Linked DNA regions of Mus musculus: region 1 is linked to region 2. The links are chromatin loops, found by intact Hi-C in ENCODE. Cell type or tissue: left cerebral cortex. All regions are shown on one strand.

Evidence for each region. A loop is a pair of places that touch in the nucleus more often than their neighbours do. Peaks named below come from ENCODE experiments on the same cell type or tissue, not always from the same donor. Only the 100,000 strongest peaks of a DNase experiment are listed, where the experiment ranks them.
Region 1: a loop joins it to region 2, with 2.3 times the contacts of the local background. A loop is called at or near these places in 16 of 42 quality-filtered maps.

What each region holds. Positions count from the first base shown.
Region 1 is chr3:97,608,128-97,613,127 of GRCm38, reverse strand. Chd1l (chromodomain helicase DNA binding protein 1-like) reads left to right here and starts at 2,938. Exons shown (of 23, transcript NM_026539.2): 1 at 2,938-3,065. The coding sequence starts at 2,957. It also overlaps a transcript of Fmo5 not described here. In left cerebral cortex, CTCF peaks have their summits at 2,908 (motif pointing left) and 3,769; DNase peaks (open chromatin) are centred at 2,925 and 3,166; H3K4me3 peaks cover 1,424 bases; H3K27ac peaks cover 954 bases.
Region 2 is chr3:97,652,875-97,657,874 of GRCm38, reverse strand. It overlaps Fmo5 (flavin containing monooxygenase 5), which reads right to left. Exons shown (of 9, transcript NM_001161763.1): 9 at 2,588-5,000. Among named protein-coding and RNA genes, the nearest start is that of Prkab2, 2.8 kb to the left of the region's middle. In left cerebral cortex, a CTCF peak has its summit at 2,765 (motif pointing right); DNase peaks (open chromatin) are centred at 300 and 2,780; H3K4me3 peaks cover 392 bases; H3K27ac peaks cover 269 bases.

The DNA of each region.
Region 1 (5,000 bases), 45 kb after region 2:
AACGACTCTAACTTCCTAAAACTATTTAAATCAAATCAGGAATTCTCTAATATCATTAGTTTCATCTAAACGATATTATTTTATGAAAGTTCATCTTCATACCGATGTGTAGGAAAGTTGCCCAACAGAGTGGGCTGTCTCCCAAGAGGCAACCACACCAGACTATAGGCAGTGAGGGTCTTCCCAGACCCACTCACACCACATTAGATATATGAGAAAGACAGCAACGGCAAACAGCAGCTAGAAGCAAGCCAGAAATGAAGCCCCCGGGGCTGTGCCTCTCCACTTGCCCACTGCCGTCCTTCCAGCATGGTGTCCTCCAATTCTACCTTTTGGCTGTTGTTAGAAAATCAGCTGCAGTAAGCATGGAGGTGCAGATAGCTCTCTGAAACAGATGATCGCTTCTTTAGATATATGTGCAGTAGGGGAACTGCTCCGTCATATTACTGTTCTAGTCCTAGATGTATGAGCAACTCGCCATTTTCATGATTGTGCTAATTGGTGTTCCCACCAATACTGAATGGGGATACTCTGTCTTCATGCACTTCCAGGACACCTGGGGATTCATGATAGTCTCTGAATCCCTCATCCTGTCTTCTTTCCTTCATGTGACGTTTTCTACCATGTATGCAGGCTGAATTCCAAAAGCGAGCCTCCTCCACTCCATTTCTCTCTAGGTGATTCCTACTGGCTTGACCTGTTCAGTGTATCTACTCCTCATAGCTACCCTGCATCACGCTGACCACACACCACCTCCTGCCCATGCTTTTGTGATGGCCTCTGAACTGTCTCTCTGCTTCCACCCTGCCCTCTATAGATTCATTTCATGTAAGAGCCAGAGTAAAACTTTCATGTTACCTCATGCACAGACCTGGAATTTCCCAGCTACTTATTTTTTTTTTTCTTCTTAGCTGTGTTTTAAGTGTCAGATTCAATGTATCAGCAGTCTGCTTCCTTTAAAGCTAGATTCTTATCTCTCTCTGGATTACTTTAAGTAAGAAGAAAATAGGAATGCTTTTGAATAAGTGGCGAGTGGTTGACTGCATTGCTTTAGCAGATTAGAACCTGGGGAGAAGGAAGTGAGACAGAGAGACCAGATGCAAAATCACTCCAGAGAAGCCCTTGAAAGTCACACCTTCCTCTCAGGAGTTTGAGGAAGCCTTGCCACCGACAAGCTAGCCTACAGGGTCAGTCCAGCCCCACTATGCAACGCCCATGGCTTTGGTCGGCATCAATCACTTTCTTTCCAATTTTAATTTTATTCCTAGATGGAGGGGAAGAAAGCGGTTATAAGTGAGTGGAAAGCACTTCAGGAGAACCGGAGTGCCTCCAGCTACAGCTTTAGCACTGTCTGCCTGGACTGTTAACTGAATTCTATTTCCCCAGTACAGGGGAAATCTGGCACACGAGGCACACGATGGCAGTGTTGGTTAAATAACAGCTGATACTCAAAACCAACCCTTGGTAAGCATTTCTAGTGACTTGGGGACTCAAGAGTACGGTCAGAAGTGCTGCCAGAGTTTTGATTTGGGGGGACTCTCAACAAACCAGGTCCAGCCATTTGCCCCTCCCCCCCCAATCAAATGGAAAAACGACTAGTGAAAAAAGGACTGTATTCAATACAGCTCTATTGGAAAACGGGGGCAAGTTTGTTCAGTTCCACTGGTAAGGGACAGATAACACACTATGTTCTTGTAAGAGCCCACTAGTAGTTCATATTATAAACAAGAAACTTCAAGTACCCACTGAGAACTGTTTTTTTTTTTTTTTTTTTGAGTTAATCTTTAACCTCAACGTAATTGATCACAGAGGGGTGCGATGACCTTGGTGTATCTGACACCTCCACTCTTGATCTGGTTGTACCTCAGGTCTGGTTCTGTGTGTTCCTGGAGAAGTCTGTATAACGGGATAATTGATCACAGAGGGGTGCGATGACCTTGGTGTATCTGACATCTCCCCTCTTGATCTGGTTGTACCTCAGTTCTGGTTCTGTGTGTTCCTGGAGAAGTCTGTATAACGGGATGGGTAAAGTCCCTTAGTCATTAGAGGACTACTTCTGCATAGTGGGGCCAGCCTTGGTCCTTCTTAGGACAACGTGGCCATTAGTTATTTGTTATTTGTTTTTGTTTTTATCACACATAGATGTTCTGTTTGAATGGCTACTCTTGGAATCTTGAGGGGATGGGGGGGGGGGAAGTTCTCTCGCACTTTATTTTTAAGAAAAGGTTTACTGCACCTTAGGCTGGTTTCAAACTTGTGTAGCTGAGGCTGACCGTGAGCTCCGGTCCTCCTGCCGACAGCTCCCTAGGGCTAGGATTACAGGTGCTCACCCTCATGCCCCACCCGAGGGCTTGGTACATTCGAGGCAAGCATTCTGCTAACTGAGCTTTGATCTTTATTATTTATTGACACCTTCCTGCTTTGCAGCCCAGGCTAGACTGAACTCACAAATTCTCCTGCCTCAGCCTCCCCAATGCTGAGATTACAGGAATGTACCACCAGGGTCTTTTCTTTGAATGTATCTTGTCACTACACATTTTAAGAGATAAAGTTAATCTTATTTTGGTGTTTTTAGTCATACATGAAGAAAAAGGTTAGATAATATAAGACGTATCTACCTTGTAGTACTAGTTTTTAGGCATGTGCATCGTAACTGAAAACATGGAAAGCTGCTCAGGAATCGGACCCAAAGTTTAAAGAAGACAGATAAGAAATTAAGGGGGGGTGGGGAGCTTGCCAAGTTTTGAGCTTGCTGTTAGCTACCCAAGCAACCCAAGTTAGGAGTCAGAGCTTTTAGCAAAGGCAGCCTCTAGGTCCTAGTCGCAGACGCACACTTAGACCAGAGTCTTCCGCACCTGCGTGCTAAGGAAGCGTGGGAAGGCGCGCGAGCTGCGCCCTCTGGCGGCGGTGCGTTGTACTCCGCACGCGCGGGAGCGAAGGCGCGGGGCCTCTCGGGATGGCGAGCGGCTTGCCGCGCTTCCTGCAGGCGCTGCCGGCCGAACACGGGCCGGAGCCGCTTCGGACGCGGGTGCAGGAACCGGACTTACAGCAGTGGGGCTTGACTGGTGAGCGGGCCGGGGACGCCCGGGGGCGGGCGGGAGCCGGGAAGGCGCGCGGCAGCGCTGGCCTACGCGGGGACAGCGGGGGAGCCAGCAGCTTCCCGGCCGCTCTCGCTCCTCCCAGTCTGCGTTTCCCTGCCGACTGGGCATGCGCACTCACTTGTTGCGGCTCCCTAATGAACTCTCAAAGTTGCGCTGCCCAGCAAAGTTTGTCCTGTCCTGTGCCTCTTGTGCTTTCGTATTAAGCCCACTTGCCATTACGAGTCCCAAGTGAGGGGATCCCACATGTGTGGACCCCAGGTGTGTAGGCTCCAGATGTGTAGACCTCAGTTTGTAGGTTCCAGATTTAGAGACCGCCGGCCTGCAGACCCCAGTGGACCTGGAGCATCCTCATCCTGCGGCGTTCTCTCTATTCCACATCCCAAGACTCCTTTCCTTATGTGTCTGCTGGGAATGTAGTGCTGGTGTAACGGAAAGTCATAATGACTCACCAGTTGTCACCTCGTGGTCGTTATTTGTTGCTGTCGAGAGAGTACTGTGGGGTATGGGGAGCAGATAAACAAAATAAATAGCGGCCCTAGGACCCAGTTTCTTTACTAGCGGATACGTGCTTTTGAAAGCATAAGGAAGCGCTTGACTTACACGTGCCAAGTACCACCAAAAGGTGAGGGTTTGGAAAGGCAACAAAATGTGCCTTTCTGCCAGGCGGTGGCGCACCCTTTAACCCAGCGCTTGGAAGGCAGTGGCAGGTGGATCTCTGAGTTCAAGGTCAGCCTGCTCTACACAGCTAGTTCCATGATAGCCAGGGCTATGTAATAGAGAGACTCGTTCTTTAAAAAAAAAAAAAAAGTTCCGTTAGCTTAGAGGAGGGGCAGATGACGATGAGGGCGAAGTGAAAGACAAGCAGTTCATATTAATATTTTCCATTTATATTCAACTTTAAAATTTTTATTTTTGAGATTATAGTTACACCTCCTCTTTACTTCTTTACACTCTCATAAACCCTCCCATTCTCTCCTTCAAATCCATGTTCCCTCCCCCCACTTAATCGTTATCCTATGCTTATACCTATGTACATAAATACTCCTAGATATACTAGTTCAGTGTGTTTAGTGTCACTTGTATGTACGTTTCAGGGCTGACTGGTTGGCACTGGACAGCCAGTTGGTGTGCTCCTCCCTAGAGAAGACCCCTTTTATTGCTCTTAGCTTTTCTTAGTTGCCTGTAGTTCTTTGTGTAGGATTGAGGCCTCAATGGCTCCTCTCTGTTCATTTTGGCATGCTCACTGGTACTATCTGCATGTGTGGGCAGTCATGTTGGTGACAGTGTAAACAAAGCGTCTGGTGTTACTTGGAGACACAATTTGACAACAAAGTTTTTGACCTTGCTTTCTGTCCCCTCTTCCACAATACCTTAGGTGTGGATCTATCCATTGGGACTGAGTTCTACACTCTGCATTCTAATTGGTTGTGGTCCTCTCTATTGCTCTCCATCTCTGTCAAAGGAAAGTTTCCTTGATGAGGGGAGAGGACTGCGCTTATTTGTGGGTATAAGGACAAGTGTTAGTAGAAGGCAGCATTACAGCTCAGGGTTCTCTGATTCCTGTTTCTCAAGTCCTTCCACCTCTGGGCATGCACCCTAGGTCAATAGAAATGGACTGTCTATTTTGGGGATCTCCTGGACAGCCCCGACAGCACAGTTCAGTTGCCCTTTCTGTTTACTAGAATAAATGCAGTATTCAGAGATGGCAATCCATTGAAAACCTTCTGGCCTTTCTTCCCTGTATGTGCTCATGAAATAATTTATGCCTACAGAAAAAGAAATTTTAGTTTACAATCCTAACAACTCAAAAGAGGGCTTCTCATGTCTTCTATTTGGGTTTTTATTGGGTGGTCTTTGGCTCTGGGAGGGAGCATTGTCAGCCCAGGTGAGAAGAGTGTG
Region 2 (5,000 bases):
TGGACAGCGGTGCATAGTGGATCCACATTTTCATATTCCGCGTACGCCTCTACCAAGCAACCTTTTTAGTTGTCCCAGGAGGCATGAAATAAAAAGTAGGACAGAGAATTGACTAGACACGTGATGGCAGTTACTGCAGAAGACTTACTTCTATGTGATGCCCAAACTCATCAAAGCGGTGTTTTCTGTTACTGTGATTAGCTGTGTGGATTAATGCAAACAGCTAATGAGTGAGAGCACAGGTAGGCTGGGAATATACTATTGGACTAGCGTTTTGAAACCAGTCGGCTGGAAGTGAAGATAAAATAGGCTGATGGAGGGCCCAGTGGGGTCAAAGAACTCTGGACACAGGAGAGACTGAGTGAGCTGAGACAGTGAGAGGTGTCCTGTGAGAGTAGCGTGTCTGCCACTGAGGTTTCAGTGGTCTTGCAGTCATTAGCACTGGCAGAATCTTAGACAAGTGTGTAGATCGGTGAGATGAGGCCGACCATAAAGCCATTAGAAGTCATAAACCCTGATGAGATGGTTCAGTGGTTAAGAGCCCTTACTGTTCTTTTAGAGGACCCGGGTTTGGTCCCAGCACCTACAAGGTGGCTCATAATCATCTGTTCCAGGCGCTACAACACCTTCAGGTGCACATACAAACATGTAGGCAAAACACTCAAACATAGATTAACATTTTAAACAATGAAAGTAATTACTCAAAAGGAACAGTGAGGTAGCAAAGAGAGTTGGAGGTCTACCTTAACATTGATTTCCTTCCTCTTTACTGAAGCACTGACTCTAACCTTAGGATGTTGTCTGTCTCCACAGAGATGCATTTCTTAGCCTCCCTAATAGATAGATAGGGGGAAATGGTAAGTAGAATTTCTCCGTTTCTCTTTCTTTGTGTATAGGGTGTCCATAGAATGGCCAGAGCTCCAGCAGCCACTTCAGATCACGAGGTAGTTAAAAGCAGTGGAATAAAAAAAGGGAACTGAGCCGGGCATGGTGGCACATCTTTAATCCCAGGACTTGAGAGGCAGAGGCAGGCAGATCTCTGTGAGTTCAAGGTCAGCCTGCTCTACAGAACCAGTTTCAGGACAGCCAGAACTACATAGTGAGACCCTGTCTCACCCATCTCCCCCACAAAAAGAAAAGAATGGAAAAGGAACCATGCAGCTATGGAATCATCTCATAAATGATATATTTTAGACTTTTTATATGAAGGGGAAAGAAATATCAGTCTTGTTAGACCACTGTTGACTATCACTTTTCTATTAAATATAGCTGAACCTCATCCTACTTAATTAATCCATTGGATTGATGGAGTACTAATTGCATAGATATTAACATCACCTTCAGGAATGACTGTGTCTATAGACACAGCATTGAGTTAGGTGCTAAGGTCTTCACTGAGTGAAGGGGAATAAACGGGTCTATAAATAGCTACAGCCAGGAGAGGTAGTGGGTGCTTCAGAGGGGCTGGAGAGCTGGAGAAGCAAGAAGACACAGCAGCAGGCGTTCGTGCATGGTGAGAATCGAGGAGGAGATAAGTCCTGTTTTCTGTTTTAAGATCTTGACTTTTTAAAACCTGCTTGATTGAAGAAATACGTTGTATACCAACACCTGTTTCAAACCATACAGTGCTTTAGCCCTCAGATTCACATCAGTGGTCTACTCGGGAAAGTTTTCTGCAAAAACAGTCGGCCACCAAGTTGGTTCTAAGCGCTATTACTAAGCACTCTTTAATCTCCTTTTAGGAGAGTGATGTTCACTATTCAATTTAATCCTTTAAAAACGTATTCATGCTTTTTACCTCTCTTGTTAAGTATGTTCATTCAATTAATTATCATCAATGTACTGAGGCCCCACCATGCTCCAGGCACTACACTGGGCACTGGGAATACAGATTAATTGCAAGGCATCTGTCTTAGTTACTAACTCAGAGAGCGATGAGGCAAAGGAATCTGTCTTTGTGTCATGTGATAAGGACATCCATCAAATGCGAGTGAGGGCTGGGCGCTGGTTGGTACATGTCTTTAATCCCAGCACTCCAAGAGGCAGCGACAAGTGGATCTCTGAGTCTTCAGAGTGAGTTCCAGGACAGCCAGGCTACACAGAAAAAAACCTGTCTGGGGAAAAAAAAGTGACTGAGGAATCGAATCTACCAGAATCTACCAGATGAGAGGAGAGTACAGAGGTCACATTGGGGTCAGGAAGCTGTTCTTGGGAGGGTGGGGGTGGGGGGATAGGAGAGGAGCTGGATCTTGAAGACTCGTGGGCATTATTCAACTGGAAAGTGGGAATTTATTAAAAACACTACAGCAGAGAAAAGTGCATGATGCCTTGGGAGTTCCAGGTCAAAAGTCTGGAGTGGGTTTGTTTCCACCATGCTGTTAGGCAAGACAGACTAATAGTAAATACAATTACCTTGCTTAGGTATAACCTGTCCATCATGTCCATCTTCCTGCTGGGGACTACTGGTTTAATGTGCTCAGCCTTCAGGAGCAACTTATCTAAGTGATTTCAAGAAGTCTTAACCTTATACCACCAAAGCCCCCAATTGTAATTTATGCTTATCTATCACAGGAAACAAAACTGTTGTCGTAAGTTATATTATGGTTTATTAGAGCGATGTAATCTGAGCACAATTGAAGAAACAGTCATTTAAACAAATGGTCCCAGCCTATATTCTTTTTTTAAAAAAATATTTATTTTATCTGTTAAAGAGTGCTGTTGCATGCATGCATGTGCACCACACACATGCAGTGCTCACGATGGCCAGAAGAGGGAGACAGATACCCTAGAAGTGGAGTTACAGACAGTTGTGACGCACTATATGGATTCTGGGAACCAAACCCAGGTCCTCTGCAAGAGCGAGCCATCTTCGACTATCCAACATTCGTCTGAGAAGTTTTTAGTACACTGTAATTCAGGTCAAACTCTGAACTTAAAACAACTCAAACAAACAAAAATCTTGTGCACCGGTTTTAGACTTAAGTTGCAAAGACGACAGAGAGGTTCTGCGTGCTTGTTTTCCTCCTGAGAACATGTCATGGTGGTGCATTTATTAGTTTAACACCAATATTGACACATCATTCTTTACCCAGAGTACACAATTGTTACTAGTTCTTCAATTTTTACTTAGTATCTCTTTTTCTCTTCTTGAATTCTCACCATGGATACTTCCTCAAGGCTCCTGTATGCTAGGAAGCTCTCTCTCTCTCAGACTGGCTTTTGATGACTTCAACAGTTCCAGGGGAGTAAGGTATTCGTAGATCATCCTGAGGCTGCCTGCATGGTACTTTTCTCCTGCCTAGCCTGGGCTATCATCTGAAGGAAAAACACCACAGAGGTCATCTCATGCATACAACTACCAGTGATTGCCAATGCTTGTATTGATGTGGGCATCTGACTGAGGTAGTCTGTCTGACTTCTCCTCTGCAGTTATCCCTCACCCCTTCCCACACTAGATTTCTAAAGGAAGTTAATCTATGCAGTACATCTGAGAGAGCTTTGCTTCATTTCCTTGAGGGGCAAGAACTAAAATATTTAGAATTCTGTGTGGGGGCTTTACTTATTCCATTCTGATAATGTTTCCAATCATTTACCTATAATGGCATGGACTCAGGTATCTTTGTGTTTCAGGTTATAATCCAATACTAGGTTATTTATTGCTCGACATTTATTTCAAATTTGGCCACTGGGGCCACTTTGAAATGATTTCTATACCCCTTTGACATGAGCTAGTCAGTCCATTTGGGCCATTTCTTTATTCTTTGCATTGCAAGAATACATCTTTTGGATCATCAGATTTATCATAGTTGGGTAAGTGACGTAATCTTTTAATATGGCCAGAAGAGCAAAGTGCATGAATTGGTGAATCAGCACACGATCATCGATCAGTATCGATCAGTAACTACTCTTTGTATCTTCAGTTGTTTTAAGTTCAAGGTCCTATCCTAGCCTTACCTTCAGCTTGGTTTAGAAATCAATGATGCTTTTGTAGTTTTGCATATTCTAAGCAGAACGAGAGAGTTGAAGCTACTTAAAAGTACAGGCTTTGAAAGAAGCCTGTGGTATTAGTGCCCATAAGTAGAGATTACATTCTTGGCAGTGTAGTGCTTCAATATCTTTACAAGCTCAATGAGAGGACCTTTACATTGTAAAAGAAGAAAAGTTAAGATGCAGAGCTTCCGTTTATTTTTGAACGAAAGCAATCTTCAGATTAAAAAAAAATCCCAGACCCATTTTAATAATGACAAACATTCAGTTGCTAAAGGATTTCGGAAGGAAAAGGGCCCTAGAAACCCAACCAGGGCTCAGTGCTCAAGTTCACAGAGAGTACACTGGGTAAAATATTAGGCAGCTGTTCAAATCCGTGTATAATTAGGAGTTTGAATTCTCACGTATCTGCTTACATGTATTTGTGTTATTCTCATGCCATTCCTGCAGCGGGTCAAATTATCCTTAGGGAGTTCAAGTGCTTCTGACAGCCAATGCTTCTTAAATCTTGCATTTCAGTTCCACTCCTGCCTTTCTGAACTACACACAGGAAGAACTGGTCTAGGCAGAATGCCCCTAGTTAATACTAATACTAGTTCTAACTTAAGACGTGGAAGAGCTTACTGATTCTTATTATGTAGACTCTGAAGGAAGGAGGGAGCTGGGCAGGGGGAGACTCACACTTGCTGACCCCACCTCAATGCTGGGCGGGGCAGGGGGAGGGAATAATCACACTTGCTGACCCCACCTCCAGTGCTAGCACTTGCTTACTGCCTCAGCTGGATCCTAACACTAGCCCTTCAAGATTAAGCCAGGATAGCTAACTAAAAGCCTCAGGTTCTTTAATCAACCTATTGGAAGACGGCAAATTATTTAAAAGACTTTCAAACTTAGAAGAGCAAATCCTTTTCTGATTTTGTATATTTTGTTGTTGCTTGAGCCAAGTTCTTGCTATGCAAACCTGGCTGGCTTGGAACTCACTCTGGGAACTAGGCTGGCCTTGAACTTGTGGT